2 separate regions of the Homo sapiens genome follow, and region 2 is linked to region 1. A link is an interaction called in ENCODE POLR2A ChIA-PET data of the cell type or tissue named here. Cell type or tissue: OCI-LY7. All regions are shown on one strand. Each heading gives the region's core, and the rest is flanking DNA. Links, peaks and the distances in the headings are about the cores only.

Region 1 (7,904 bases), core at 1,519-5,518:
ATTAACTGAAGCAGCCTGGCACTCTTCACTGTTGGAGGGTTACAGTTTCTCTCTTTTGCTTGACCTCCACATGATCATTTATATATCCTGAATGCTTAGGGTGTCTGATTGTATATAGGTAGCCATGTTCTGTTCCCTAAATACTAGCTTTTCATGGGCTCTTCTCTTGCTCTGTTTCTAGCACCAAAGTATGGTATTCTTTTAGTAGAACAATAACAACAATAAAATATATTGGTGTGTACGTTTTACTTTTCCCAAATTTAGGGCAATTTTTTAATGGAGTTTTGGGGGAACAGGTAGTTTTTTCATATATAATCACATAGAATTGGACATGACATGTTGAAAATATCTTATTTAAAATGTCTGTTTTAATCCTTTTTTATGTTTGGCAAGTGCTTCTTTGTCTTAAAAATCTTTTGGCTTTAGGAAACTGCTTTTGCAAAAATCTTCCCATATCTCTCCATAGCTACAATGTGAGGCACCTGATGAGTGCTCAGTCATGGAAGATGAAAGAGAATGTTTGCCTGACTAGAGTGGCCTGAGCAGCCAGAGTGAGGAAGTCATCAGCAGGCACTAAGGGATTTTCTTTCAGGTTATGTGTGGGCATTGCTCTTGCCACTGCAGCATGAACTCAACCACTCTTCAGAACACAAAAACTTTTAAGGGCTGGATGTTGGTATCATTAAGATCATTGAGTTCAGCTATATAACCAGAAACTAAAGTCTAGGAGAAGACGGCAGCTTGTTTGAGATCACACAGCTAGCTAGTGGTAGCACTCAGACCAGAGCCCATCTCTCTTAACCACTAGTTCATTGTTTTTCTGTCGCTAATTCACGATATAAATACGCCCTAATAGTGATCACTGGATCAGCAAGGGGCCAACCTTAAGTACATAAATAGGGTAAAAGGCTTAGAAAAATAGAAGGTAAATACTGTGTAAATTTCAGTCTTTTACAAAATGGGACTTATGGAGATTGCTGTAAAAATAAACTGCACATATAATTTTTTCTTCTTTTTTTGCTGGGCACCATTAACGAGGTAATCTAGATACATTTTTAATTAGAGTTCATATAATATGAGCTAGTAAACAAATTCTGTGATATGCTAGAGCTAAATAAAGGAATGCAGCTTTTGAAATGGGAAGGTCGAAGATTAAGATGATTAGTAGCCTAAAGAATAAAGAATTTTACAAATTAAAGCACAACCACTGTCTTGAAGAAATGTCTGTTATTTCCTGATTTTCAAAAGTGACTCATTATTAATAATAAACTGAAACTAAAACTCCCCACGTTGGATGAGTAGAAATATTTGGCTATATGCTATCTGTGTTCCTTAACATTTATTACATATTACAGTTTGGGTTTAAAATTACAGTTGGGAAGAGTTAAGTAGGACAGAGTGTCATATCAGATTTTTTTTGAGACAGGATCTTGCTGTGTTGTCCAGGCTTAAGTGCAGTTGTGCAGTCATAGCTCACAGTTCCCTCAGACCTCCTGGGCTCAAGTAATCCTCCTGCCTCCACCTCCTGAGTAGCTAGGACTACAGAAAAGGGCCACAACATCCAGCTGAATTTTTTTTTTTTTTTTTGGAGACAGAGTCTCCCACTGTTGTCCAGGCTGGAGTGCAGTAGCATGATAGGCTCACTGCAGCCTATACCTCCCAGGCTCAAGTGATCCTCCCATCTTAGCCTCCCAAGTAGCTGGGACTACAGGCACGTCCCACCACACTTGGCTAATTTTTTTGTATTTTTGTAGGGATGGGGTTTTTCCATGTTGCTCAGGCTGGTCTCGAACTCTTGGGTTCAAGCAATCTGCCTGCCTCAGCCTCCCAAAGTGTTGAGATTATAGGCATAAGCCCCCTCATCAGCCTAATTATTATTATTATTTTTTTTTTTTTTAAATAGAGACAGTGTCTCACTATGTTTCCCAGCCTGGTCTCGAACTCCTTGTCTCAAGTGATCCTCACACCATGGCCTCCCAAAGTGCTGGGATTATAGGAATGAGGCACTTCATTCAGCCCATATTAGATATATTTCAAAGGCATATTAGGTTTATTAACATGTAGCAAACTACATGTTAATGACATGGGACAAAGAATCTAGTAGACATTTTAACCTTTAGTTATGTCTTTTTTGAACCAGAAATTAGCTGTAGCTAAAAAGCAGTTTATTCTTTAAGCCAATGCATATTCTCCAGCTGCATCCTCCTGTCATAGTTTTAGGCCAAACAAACCATGTGTGTGGGGTTCACAAAACCCAACCTGCACTTGAAGAAGAATATGAGAGCATTATGCTCTCTAGAAGGAGCACAGCTGTACATTTAAGCAGTTATGGTTTTCTTTCCCTTTGCTAAAGAACCATGATGCACTTTATGTTTTAGTGGATTATTTCAAAACTTTTACACACTACCCTCCTCATACTCAAATTTTGTTGTTTACAATCTTGACATAATCAAAGGAAAACAGTTTTAAGTTTTTATTATTTTTTTAAAAAGCTATGTATAACATCAAAAATATTTGAGACTGGCTGGGCATGGTGGCTCGTGCCTGTAATCCCAGCACTTTGGGAGGCCAAAGCGGGTGGATCACCTGAGGTCAGCAGTTCGAGACCAGCCTGGCCAACGTGGCGAAACCCCTTCTCTACTAAAAATACAAAAATTAGCCAGGCATGGTGGCCGGCACCTGTAATCCCAGCTACTCCGGAGGCTGAGGCAGGAGAAGCACTTGAACTGGGAGGAGGAGGTTGCAGTGAGCCAAGATGGCGCCACTGCACTCCAGCCTGGGCAACAGAGCAAGACTCCATCTGAAAAAAAAAAATTTTTTTTTTTGAGACTTTTTGCTGTTGGTTTGAGGGAGTTTTGTTAGGTTGTATTTTGTTTTGTTTTCATTGTGGTTACACTTTTAAAATTCAGTAGCTGATTTTTTGAAGACATCACTACAGCACAAGTTATATATTATTGGCCTTCAGCTTCTGTAAGAAATCATTTATCAGATGGAATCTTGATCCCTTGCCACATTAAAAAAATATATATAGGTGAAACTTTTACTTTGGAGTAGTAGAAATGTTTGTTCCCTTGACTTGGATTTACCCTCATTGATGTCTACTGGTTTTGTATTAAAAGCAGAAACCAAAGAGGAAGAAGATGCTTCTGGGTCACAGCCAAAGGGGCTTCAGAAGACAGACCTCTATCATCTTCAGAAGGTCAGGTCACTCTCTTCCCTTCCAGCTGCATCCTGTGACACTCCCTTTTTTCAGTTTGTGCTCTAGATTAACTCTGCCTGGATGTTTTTGTTTTCATTTTTAAACCACAACCAGGAACAAAGCAGACTTTTAACTCACTTCTAAGTTGAACATCCTGTTAGTCCCATTGCCATCATTACTCTACATATACACATTCTGGAACCTACTAGCTAACATAGGTGGAAACCATTCCTGTGGGCTCAGCAAGAGAAAGAGAATCAGCTAGCAATAAGAGAAAATGGGAACATGGCTGCACAAATCTGATTATTTATCTGATGTATTTTTCTGTTTGATCAAACTGAGAGATTTAAAAGAGCCTAACTAATTAGTTTTAGTTACTTTCCTTGATTTTTTAAAATGCATATTCAAGTATAGAGCAGAAATTGAGCCACAGTATATCCAATATATTCTTTTTCAGATAGTTCTAACTTTAGGATCTTGATTGTCGAAATGAAGAACCTTCTTTGTACTGTGATACCAAATTATGATAAATGTAGAGTAAAATTTCAATCTAAGTAAAATAAAACACATGGAATCTATTCTGTTAGTATGGCAAAAAGGCAAGATTTTTTTCTTTATCCTGTTAAGTCCTTTTCTTAAATGACTTAATGGACTGAATAGTGAGCACTCTGCCATGTAATTTAGTAGTAAAGTGAACTGCCCTTTTCTTCTTTCCCTAAAAATTTGCTTGTATATTATAAAGCAAAACACCTTTGAGGCGAGATTCTTGCCAGACCTTAAAAATAAAAAGAATAAACAAAACCCATTTTGATCTTTCTCTGTACATCCTGTCTTATGGAAAGGGCATCAGGTGCTTCTATAGAACTTACCAACAGAGCTCCCTCTGAGGGGTTTTCTGTCTGAGGATCACCAGAAAAGCTATGTTCTTTTATCTATAGTCCTTATTGGAAATGAAGGAGTTAAGAAGAAGTAAGAAGCAAACCAAATTTGAAGTACTCAGAGAAAATGTTGTGAACTTCATTGACTGTCTAGTGAGGTAAGTCTAAATTTAGCTCTTAAGAGCTAAAAATCATGCTGTTTTTCCAAATAACACTGGTGTCATAGCTGTCTATAGCCAATCCAGAACATTTTTCTCCTAGGTTAGGCTTTATGCTTTTCAGGTCTCTCCATCTAGCTTAGAGTTGTAATTTTTAGGCCAGGCGTGGTGGCTCACGCCTGTAATCCCAGCACTTTGGGAGGCCAAGGCTGGTGGATCACGAGGTCAGGAGATCGAGACCATCCTGGCTAACAAGGTGAAACCCTGTCTCTACTGAAAGTACAAAAAATTAGCTGGGTGTGGTGGTGGGCACCTGTAGTCCCAGCTACTCGGGAGGCTGAGGCAGGAGAATGGCATGAACCCAGGAGGCGGAGCTTGCAGTGAGCCAAGATCGTGCCACTGCACTCCAGCCTGGGCAACGGTGCAAGACTCCGTCTCAAAAAAAAAAAAAAGAATTGTAATTTTTATTCTTTTTCCATCATTATCAAGATGTCTAATCAAATGACTTAGTTCATTCTTTTAATCTCAGTTAAGAATATAGGCTTAAATTTGATCTACTTCATTAGGTCAGGTGGGGAGAGATGAGATAGAAAGTGAATGTTTCTCTTTCTAATAATAAAGTATTTGTATTACACTTTATCTTTGCTAGGAGTAAATGCTGGATCTGAGCCAAGCCCAGAAAGTAGAGCAGACTAGCCATGCTGCTCTATTTTATCCTGAAGAAAGAACATTTAATTCTAAACAATGCCAGTGCACCTCATTATCAGCACTAAATTTATGTTGAGACATGTGCTGGGTAAATTTAGAAGTCTACCAATCCAGCCTGTATTTTAAGATGTTTCCTTTTTAGGAAACCCAGATCATTCTGATTCATGGATTTCCCAAAAGTCAGCTTTATGTAGCCGTGTAAAATCACCCACCTAAGTTTGGTGGAAGTTGGGCATGCTACAGAAAAAAATGAGAAGTGTGCAAAAGAAAACGATTTAATACCTAAAAAGTGGGGCGGGGGGGGGAGAACCTGTTATCATTGTTTATTGTAATTTTTTTTTTTTTTTTTTTTTTTGAGACGGAGTCTCACTCTGTCGCCCAGGCTGGAGTGCAGTGGTGTGATCTTGGCTGACTGCAACCTCCGCCTCCCGGGTTCAAGGGATTTTCCTGCCTCAGCCTCCCGAGTAGCTGGGATTACAGGCATGTGCCAACAGGCCTGGCTAATTTTTGTATTTTTAGTAGAGACGGGGTTTCACCATGTTGGTCAGGCTGGTCCTGAACTCCTGACCTCATGATCCACCCACCTCGGCTTCCCAAAGTGCTGGGATTACAGGCGTGAGCCACCGCGCCCGGCCCTGTTTATTGTAATTTTTAATGGCAGTTTAAACCCAACAGCAGGCTAGGCACTGAATAAAGTACTGAGAAAATAGCAGCACAATTATTAAAGAGAAAGAGTGCTTTTCTGACAAATTACATGTCTTTTCTGAAAGTGAAAAGCTTAGTTTTCCAGAATAATGTGGGGACAGAGTCATTGTTCCTAGTCATTGGGGAGAAATTGCTAATGCCATGAAAAGGTCCAAAACGATCAACCAAGGCCGGGCGCATTGGCTCACGCCTGTAATCCCAGCATCTTGGGAGGCCAAGGTGGGCAGATCACTTGAGGACAGGAGTTTGAGACCAACCTGACCATCATGGTGAAACCCCGACTCTACTAAAAATACGAAAAATAGCTGGGCATGGTGGCGCACACCTGTAATCCTAGCTACTTGGGAGGCTGAGGGAGGAGAATGGCTTGAACCCGGGAGGCAGAGGTTGCAGTGAGCTGAGATCGCACCACTGCACTCCAGCCTAGGCAACAGAGCAAGACTCCATCTCGAGAAAAAAAAAAAAAGTGATGAACTGCAATATTGGCCAAATACTGGTCAAAAATTACATAGAACCCACAGAGTTAACCTTGCCCTACTGGGCTTTCCTGTTCTTGTAGAGTCTAGCCCCAAACTCTTGACTCTTCCCTTTTACCAGGCAGTGAACATGGTAGTCACTAAAAATAATTTTGCAATGTGATTTGCCAATTTTAGGCCAAATGTCAGGTTCCAGAGTTCTTACAAATTCCAAATTGTAGGCTCTGAAATCACATCAGCCGTTTCCCTGTCATGATCCTTCACCTAATATGTCTGACTTTTTACCTTTCTGAGCAGTTGTTGAAATAATGCTCAGTATAATTAAATGTGTTTTGTTGTAAAATCACAAAATCTTCCATACTAGGATTTAGTGTCTTTACCAAGATTGTCCCAGGAGGGAAGAGATTAGAATTGTAGCATGTTAAAGCTAAAAGAGACCTGAAGAGTCAGCCCTGTGGCAGCTAAAGGCCAGAGAGGGGCTGTGACTCATGCAAGGTCACACAGTCTCATTCTCCTGACATCTGCCAAAAGGCCCTCTCCATTTCTCTACACTGCCCTCAACAGCCACACCACAGATGTCTGGGCAGAGCTTGGAGTTATGGAGAAAGGATGTCCTTTAAAGACAAATATAAGCAGGAGACTTCAGGAGGCAGAGTTCACAGTATACCATGAGCAGCTCTTGGCAAAAATACTGGCAGGCAAGAATAAGTTGCCAGATCTTGAGAGATGAGAATAAATTGCCACTTTCTAAGTTACTGTTTTTGCCAATAGCAAGCTTCAACTTTGTAGCCCTTGTTGATACTAATTCCTCCAGTTCCTTCAGAACCACCTCTTTCAGGGAAGGCCTATCATTTGTCTGGTCTGAATCCAAAATGAGCATAATGCAGTGCTTTAGTGCCAGACTCATTGCTTACTTCTTCTCACATAAATAAGTCACAGAAGTATATTTCTATGTCAATCTCCAAGTCTGCAGTCAGATAAAAATTCTAATGTATAATGTATTTTGTTACTGTTGTTGTTCAACTAATGTAGCCAGTGGAAACAAAATTAAGGCAGATATTTTATTTTTGCTCTGATGGTTCTTTGAGGATATCTAGAGAGGTCTTTTGCCTTGGGAAATGCCTGAATTTCTATATATCACATGTAAAAATGTTAAAATGTGAGGCGATAGTTTGAGTTTCTGAAGTTGACTCTATCTGATTGCCTTGTTAGATATCCAATCCTTATTACATAGCAGGGACTGCAACAAGATCTTTTAATGACAGCCATGTATAATGATTGGGAAATAACTGCCTGAGGTTAGTGTAGGAAGAGTTTATGGTCAGAAATTACAAATTGGTAGCCAGCCATCACAGAAACTATTTCCTGAAGCTACAGCTAAGTTAACTTAACCTTGAGTAATTAAGATGTTAACAGTATCTGAGGTATAGAATATTGTTTCTTAGTGAGGATCAAGTCAAAATCATACACTCTTTGCAAGTAAGTTTTGTTCCAGTTGACTCTGGAGAAGGAGCAGCACCTAGAATTAGAATGAGCAAGGGGTCATTAGCTCTTGAGATGGGGGAGAAAAGGAGGATGGTGAAGAGTGATGTCCATGTTGAATACCCTTTCCACTTCCTCTCTTCTTCAGAGCTCCTGGCCACATCGGGACAAAGCAAGTGTAGGGGATTTCTAGGGAGTGGTATCCTCTCCAGAAGAAGAGAAAGGATACTTGGAAGAAGGGGAATAATGTCCCCAGTGACTGGGCTGAGGTAGCTGCTTTGCTCTGCTTGTACTGGTA
Region 2 (5,786 bases), core at 1-4,000, 220 kb before region 1:
TTTATTCCATATTCTCAGGTAAGCAGGGTCAATATTTTATGAATTTATGACATTTAAAAATATAGTTAATTTAAAAGTTGTATTTTGTTGTAGAATGCTTCCCAGGTCCACACAGAGAGAGTCAGATGAGGGTCTTTACAGGTTGTCTGAAAGGGATTCATATCTGAAGATGAAAACTAATTGAATCAAAGAATAATGAAAACAGGATATGGAGTCAAATTGATGAATTAGGAAATGGGGAAAATCTGAATCAGAACAACTTCATTGACTTATAAATAATTGAAGCTGCAGTATATTTCTGTATCTGAAATTGGAGGAGCTCAACACAGATAACACAGATAGTAACTTATACTCAGAGCTGCAAAACAATTTAACAGGTTTAAATTGTAGTAGTCTGAAAGGCCACAGAATGGATCTCAAGGTGGGTTTCTTGTATGTCTGTGCCTATTGATTAATTCATTCATCTTATTTAGTAAGCCACTTATTGTGTGTCAGTAATTATTCTTGGCATAAGGGATTTCATGAAACAAAACAGATAAAAATCTCTACCGGTTTGGAACTCACATTTGAATGCCGTATATTCTAATGTTCTTCCTCTTTGTCTCTCATTTTCGTTGTTCATCTCTTTTTTTGTTCTTTTTAGAGGCAAGGTCTCACTCTGTCACCCAGGATGGAGAGCACTGGCACAATCATAGCTTACTGTACCTTCCAACTCCTGGGTTCAAGGGATCGTCTTGCCTCAGTCTCCCAAGTAGCTGGGACTACAGGCAGGTGCCACCATGCCTGGCTAATTTTTTTAAAAAACTTTTTTGTAGAGATGGGGTCTCGCCATGTTGCCCGGGCTGGTCTCAAACTTGTGGCTTCAAGTTATCCTCCCGCCTTGGCATCCCAAAGTGTTGGGATTATAGGCACGAGCCACCATGCCAAGCCTGTTGTTCATCTCTTAAGTGGTCTTTCTTTCTCTCCTGTCTCTTGTTGAATTCCTCTCTTTTAAACTCACTAAAATGAAAACATTTTGAAATACATGGTTTAAAATGTCTGTTGTTTCCTTTTTTTTTTTTTTTTTTTTTAACCAAGTCTTGCTCTGTTGCCCAGGCTGGAGTGCAGTGGTGTGATCTCAGCTCACTGCAACTTCCGCCTCCCAGGTTCAAGCAATTCTCCTGTCTCAACTTTCTGAGTAGCTGGAACTATAGGCGGACACCATCACGCCTGGCTAATTTTTGTATTTTTAGTAGAGATACGGTTTCACCATGTTGGCAAGGCTGGTCTCAAACTCCTGACCTCAGGTGATCCACCCACCTTGGCCTCCCAAAGTGCTGGGATTACAGGCGTGAGCCACCACGCCCGGACTTGTTTGCTATTTTTATCAACATTTTAACTCTAAAGCAGGTGGGCTTTGTGCCATTGACCTGGCCAGCAGAGATCCAAGCAGTAAGTAGTGAGAGGACTGTTGGGCTGGTGACAGAGGAGCACAGAGGATGGTCTGAACACACAGGCAAGAAGACCAGAAACAAGCTAGGGACTAAGTCATCTGAGGAGGGTGGGGGGAAGTATGGTAGTCAGGACCATGGACAGCTCAGTTGGTGCTGCTATTCTGACATCGTGATGTGCTGTGTTCTGACATTGTGTTATTCTGACATCGTGATGACATCGTTGATGTAGCACTCCAGCTCCCCTTTCCAATGAAGCTATTCTGCAGAGTCCTAGGTTCCTACTGTTGTGATGAGAGATTGGTCTCGTCTACAGTGCCTTTCTGTATGTGAGCCAAATAGTAGGTAGGCCTACAATTTTTGTTTCCACTAAAAAGTTACTCTGAAAATGTACTAATTTAACTTCATTATAAGGCTTGTCAGTTACCCATAATCCTGCGAGGACGTGTTAATACCTCAGTTTGTAATATTTGCCAATTTGATGAATTTAAAATGGTACTTATTATTGTTTGTTTTTTTTTCTGAGACGGAGTCTTGCTCTGTTGCCCAGGCTGGAGTGCAGTGGCGTGATATCAGCTCACTGCAACCTCCACCTCCCAGGTTCAAGCAATTCTCTGCCTCAGCCTTCTGAGTAGCTGGGATTACAGGCGTCTGCCAACATGCCTGGCTAATTTTTGTATTTTTAGTAGAGACGGGGTTTCACCATCTTGGTCCAGCTGGTCTTGAACTCCTGACCTTGTGATCCACCTGCCTTGGCCTCCCAAAGTGCTGGGATTACAGGTGTGAGCCACTGCACCAGGCCCTTATTACTGCTTTATTGTGCATTTTTCTGATAGTGATGTTTAGCATTTCTTCTTATTTATCTGTTCAGGTTTCCCCTTCTGTACATTGCGTATTTATAACTTTTGCCGTTTTTTTTTCCATTTGCTGTTTCTGTTTTTAAGTTGTTGATTGGCAGTTCCTTGTCTATTCTAAATATTAATCCTTTATAAGTTATAAAAGTTGCAAATGTCTTTTCCCAGCCTGACACCTCTGTTAACTTTGTAAGTTGAATCCTTCATTGAAGACACATCTTTAATTTTAATGTAGTCATATCTATTAATTTTTTCCTTTACAGATTGTGCTTTTTTTAAAATCTTATTTTAGAAATTCTCCTCTGTCCTAGGATTATTCTTTACATTTTATTTTTATTTTATTTTTATTTTTTTGAGACAGAGGCTCACTCTGTAGCCCAGGCTGGAGTGCAATGACATGAACATGGCTCACTACAGTGTTGACCTCCTGGGTTGAAGCAATCCTCTTGCCTTGAGCTTTTGTGTAGCTGAGACCACACAGGCATGCACCAACCATGCCTGGCTAATTTTTTTTTTTTTTTTTTTTTTTTTTAGTTTTAGTTTTTCTAGAGACGGTGCCTCACTTTGTTGCTCAGGCTGGTCTTGAACTCCTAGGCTCAAGCAATCCTCTTGCCTCAACCTCCCAAAGTGCTGGGATTAAATGTGTGAGCCACCACATCCAGCCCATTTTCTTCTTTTTAAATTGTCAATCTATATAACAGATACTCTCTAAAAGGAAATGATATTTGTTCAGGACCAGGCACTGCAATGGGAATACACTTGCCATAGTAAACCATGTGTGTATTAAGAGAGGTAAAGAAAGACAAAGTCTGTTAAGGGAAAAATTAGGAGGATTACATAATTGTTTAAGATAATTATCCTGACCAGGCGTGGTGGCTCACGCCTGTAATCCCAGCACTTTGGGAGGCTGAGGCGAGTAGATCACAAGGTCAGGAGTTCGAGACCATCCTGGCCAACATGGTGAAAATCTGTCTCTACTAAAAATACAAAAATTAGCTGGGTGTCTTGGCACATGCCTGTATTCCCAGCTACTCGGGAGGCTGAGGCAGGAGAATCGCTTGAACCAGGGAGTCAGAGGTTGCAGTGAGCTGAGATTGCATCACTCCACTCCAGCCTGGCAACAGAGCGAGACTCTTGTCTCAAAAAAAAAAAAAAAAAAAGATCATTATTCTTGGCTTAGTTGGACAGGCAGTTGCTGGGCAGATGTCATCACAGAAATATTTTTTCTGTGTAAAGTTGTGGTGGCCTTTGTGCAGGATTGTGTTTTTTGGAGAGTCTTTTGTGATAATTTTTATTGGGGATTTGCCACAAGAGCCCTTCCTTCATGGCCGATTTGCCACAAGAGCCCTTCCTTCATGGCCGTCCCTGGCTCTATTTGTCAGAGTTTTTAACACAAGTGACAACATTTTTATTCTGACAACTTTCACACAATTTATTTTTTACATTGAGATCTTTAGTCTATTTGGAGATAATAAAGGATTCTAATTTTATTTTTCTTCATGTAGTAAGCCAGTTTTCCTAACACGATTTACTAAATAATGTAAATGTATTTCCCACAAAATACAGTGCACCTCTATTGTATTAACAACTTTCATATGAAATAGGTTTGTTTCTAGGCCTTCTATTCTGTTGCATTGGTCTATTTATCATCTCTATCCTAATACCACACTGCTTTAATTACTATTGCTTTGAAATGTATTTTATTATCTGATAAGGAAGCTCTCTTCTTTGCCTTTTAGTTTTCAAAATTTTCCATGTAAGTTTCTTAATGAATTTGCTAAGTTTCCCCAAAAAATCTTACTGGAATTTTAACTGGAATTGCATTAAACTAATGAAATAATATGTGGGGGAATTTACATATTTATTATATTGGATTGTCCCATCAATAAAAATACCATTTGCATAGTGTTTTTTCCTATGGTAGTTTCATTAATTATGCCTTCATAAAACTTGATGGATTTAGTTATATTTTATTCTCTACCTATTTCTAAAATAGTAGTTGAGTTTTTGCCATTCATGTATGTATTCCTAAATAATATATTTCTGTGAAATGACCTCATTTTGCCCAATTTTCTGTTAGTTGATTTCTCTTTATCTTAGTGATTTGCAGGAAGTGTTTTTTCAAAATTGTATTTTGCTTATGAATTCTTTGTTAAATATATGTTTTGAAGATATGTTTTCTTAGTTTGTAGCTTATGTTTTCATTCTTTTTGTGGTGTCTCTTGATGAACAAGTCTTTTATTTTAATGTGTAATTTGTCATTATTTTTTCTTCATGTCTTGTTTAAGAAGTTCTTACGTATTTTGAGATCACGAAAATATTCTTACCTTTTTTTAAAAGAAATATGTTTTGTCTATTATGTAGAGCCTTTAGTCCACTTGGATTTTATTTTTGTTTGTGGTGGGAGGTAAAGATCCAATTTTATTTTTTTCCCATTTGTAGTGAAATTGTCGTAGACCATTTGTTTAATAGTCTCTCCTTTCCTCACTGATCTACAGTGTCTTATCAATAACCACAGGCTTAGTTTTGCACTCTCTATTATGTTCAGTTATTCAATTTTAAAAAAAATCCTATACTGATATCTTCAATAGCTTTATAAGTCTTGATATCTGGTAGAGTAAGTTTTCACATTCTTTCTTCTCCGAAAAGTCTTGTCTGTACTAGAATCTTTACTTTTATAAATTTGAGAAGTACATAATGAAGTTCCATTAAAAACCCTTGAAGGAATACTGATTGAAATTGCCTTGTATATGTAGGTTAGTATGAGAAGAATAGACATTTTTACAACATTGAGTCTCCCTATCCAAAGCATCAATGTAGTTTTATAATATTTCCTATCAAAGAATTGCACATTTTTTGGTTAGATTTATTTGTAGGGACTTTATATTTTTTGTTGCTATTTTAAATGCTGTTGATGCTTAGGATTGAATTTTAGTTCATTATTGCTTATATTATGGAAATGCAGTTTAATTTCTGCATATTGATTTTATATTCAGCAACCTTAATAAACTCCCTTACTAATTCTAATAATTGATATTTGAGAGTCTATTGATATTTAGAGTCTGTTAGTTTTTTTTTCTTAATGTGGGCCATCACAATATATGCAAATGATAATTCCTTCCCCTAGACTTTGTATTTTTTTTAACGCGATATTGCTTTATTACAGGAGGTGAGTGTTGTTGTGGGGAGCGAGGGCATCATGGTGAAGAAATAAATCAGAGGACTGCAAATGCAGGGAGCGATAATGTTAAAATCGTAATATGCAAAATGAACAATTGCAATCATTTTCTTAAGACTCAACTCATAGATGGAAAATTTTAATTGCTAATGCAGAAAGCATCTGTATGAAGTAGAAACTGGTTTTGATAACATAAGTAGAGAATATCTAGAAAATGGAGGTAAATTAGATGTAAAATTCTGGCAGCAATGTAATGTCCCCAGTGGTAAGGCTGAGGCCAGCATCTAATGAGGATGAAAGTTCTGTAGGGAATTTTGGGTGGTA

What was found. ChIA-PET counts read pairs that join two places held together with the same protein. Peaks named below come from ENCODE experiments on the same cell type or tissue, not always from the same donor. Only the 100,000 strongest peaks of a DNase experiment are listed, where the experiment ranks them.
Region 2: POLR2A ChIA-PET joins it to region 1 with 8 read pairs; 2 of 35 experiments call an interaction of 5 or more read pairs at or near these places.

What each region holds. Positions count from the first base shown.
Region 1 is chr6:87,653,784-87,661,687 of GRCh38, forward strand. It overlaps ORC3 (origin recognition complex subunit 3), which reads left to right. Exons shown (of 20, transcript NM_012381.4): 15 at 3,123-3,199; 16 at 4,138-4,235. Among named protein-coding and RNA genes, the nearest start is that of AKIRIN2, 44 kb to the right of the region's middle. In OCI-LY7, for the core only: a CTCF peak has its summit at 2,872; a DNase peak (open chromatin) is centred at 3,228.
Region 2 is chr6:87,435,036-87,440,821 of GRCh38, forward strand. CFAP206 (cilia and flagella associated protein 206) reads left to right here. Exons shown (of 13, transcript NM_001031743.3): 11 at 1-18. Among named protein-coding and RNA genes, the nearest start is that of CFAP206, 30 kb to the left of the region's middle. In OCI-LY7, for the core only: no CTCF peak of the experiment used is centred there; a DNase peak (open chromatin) is centred at 1,576.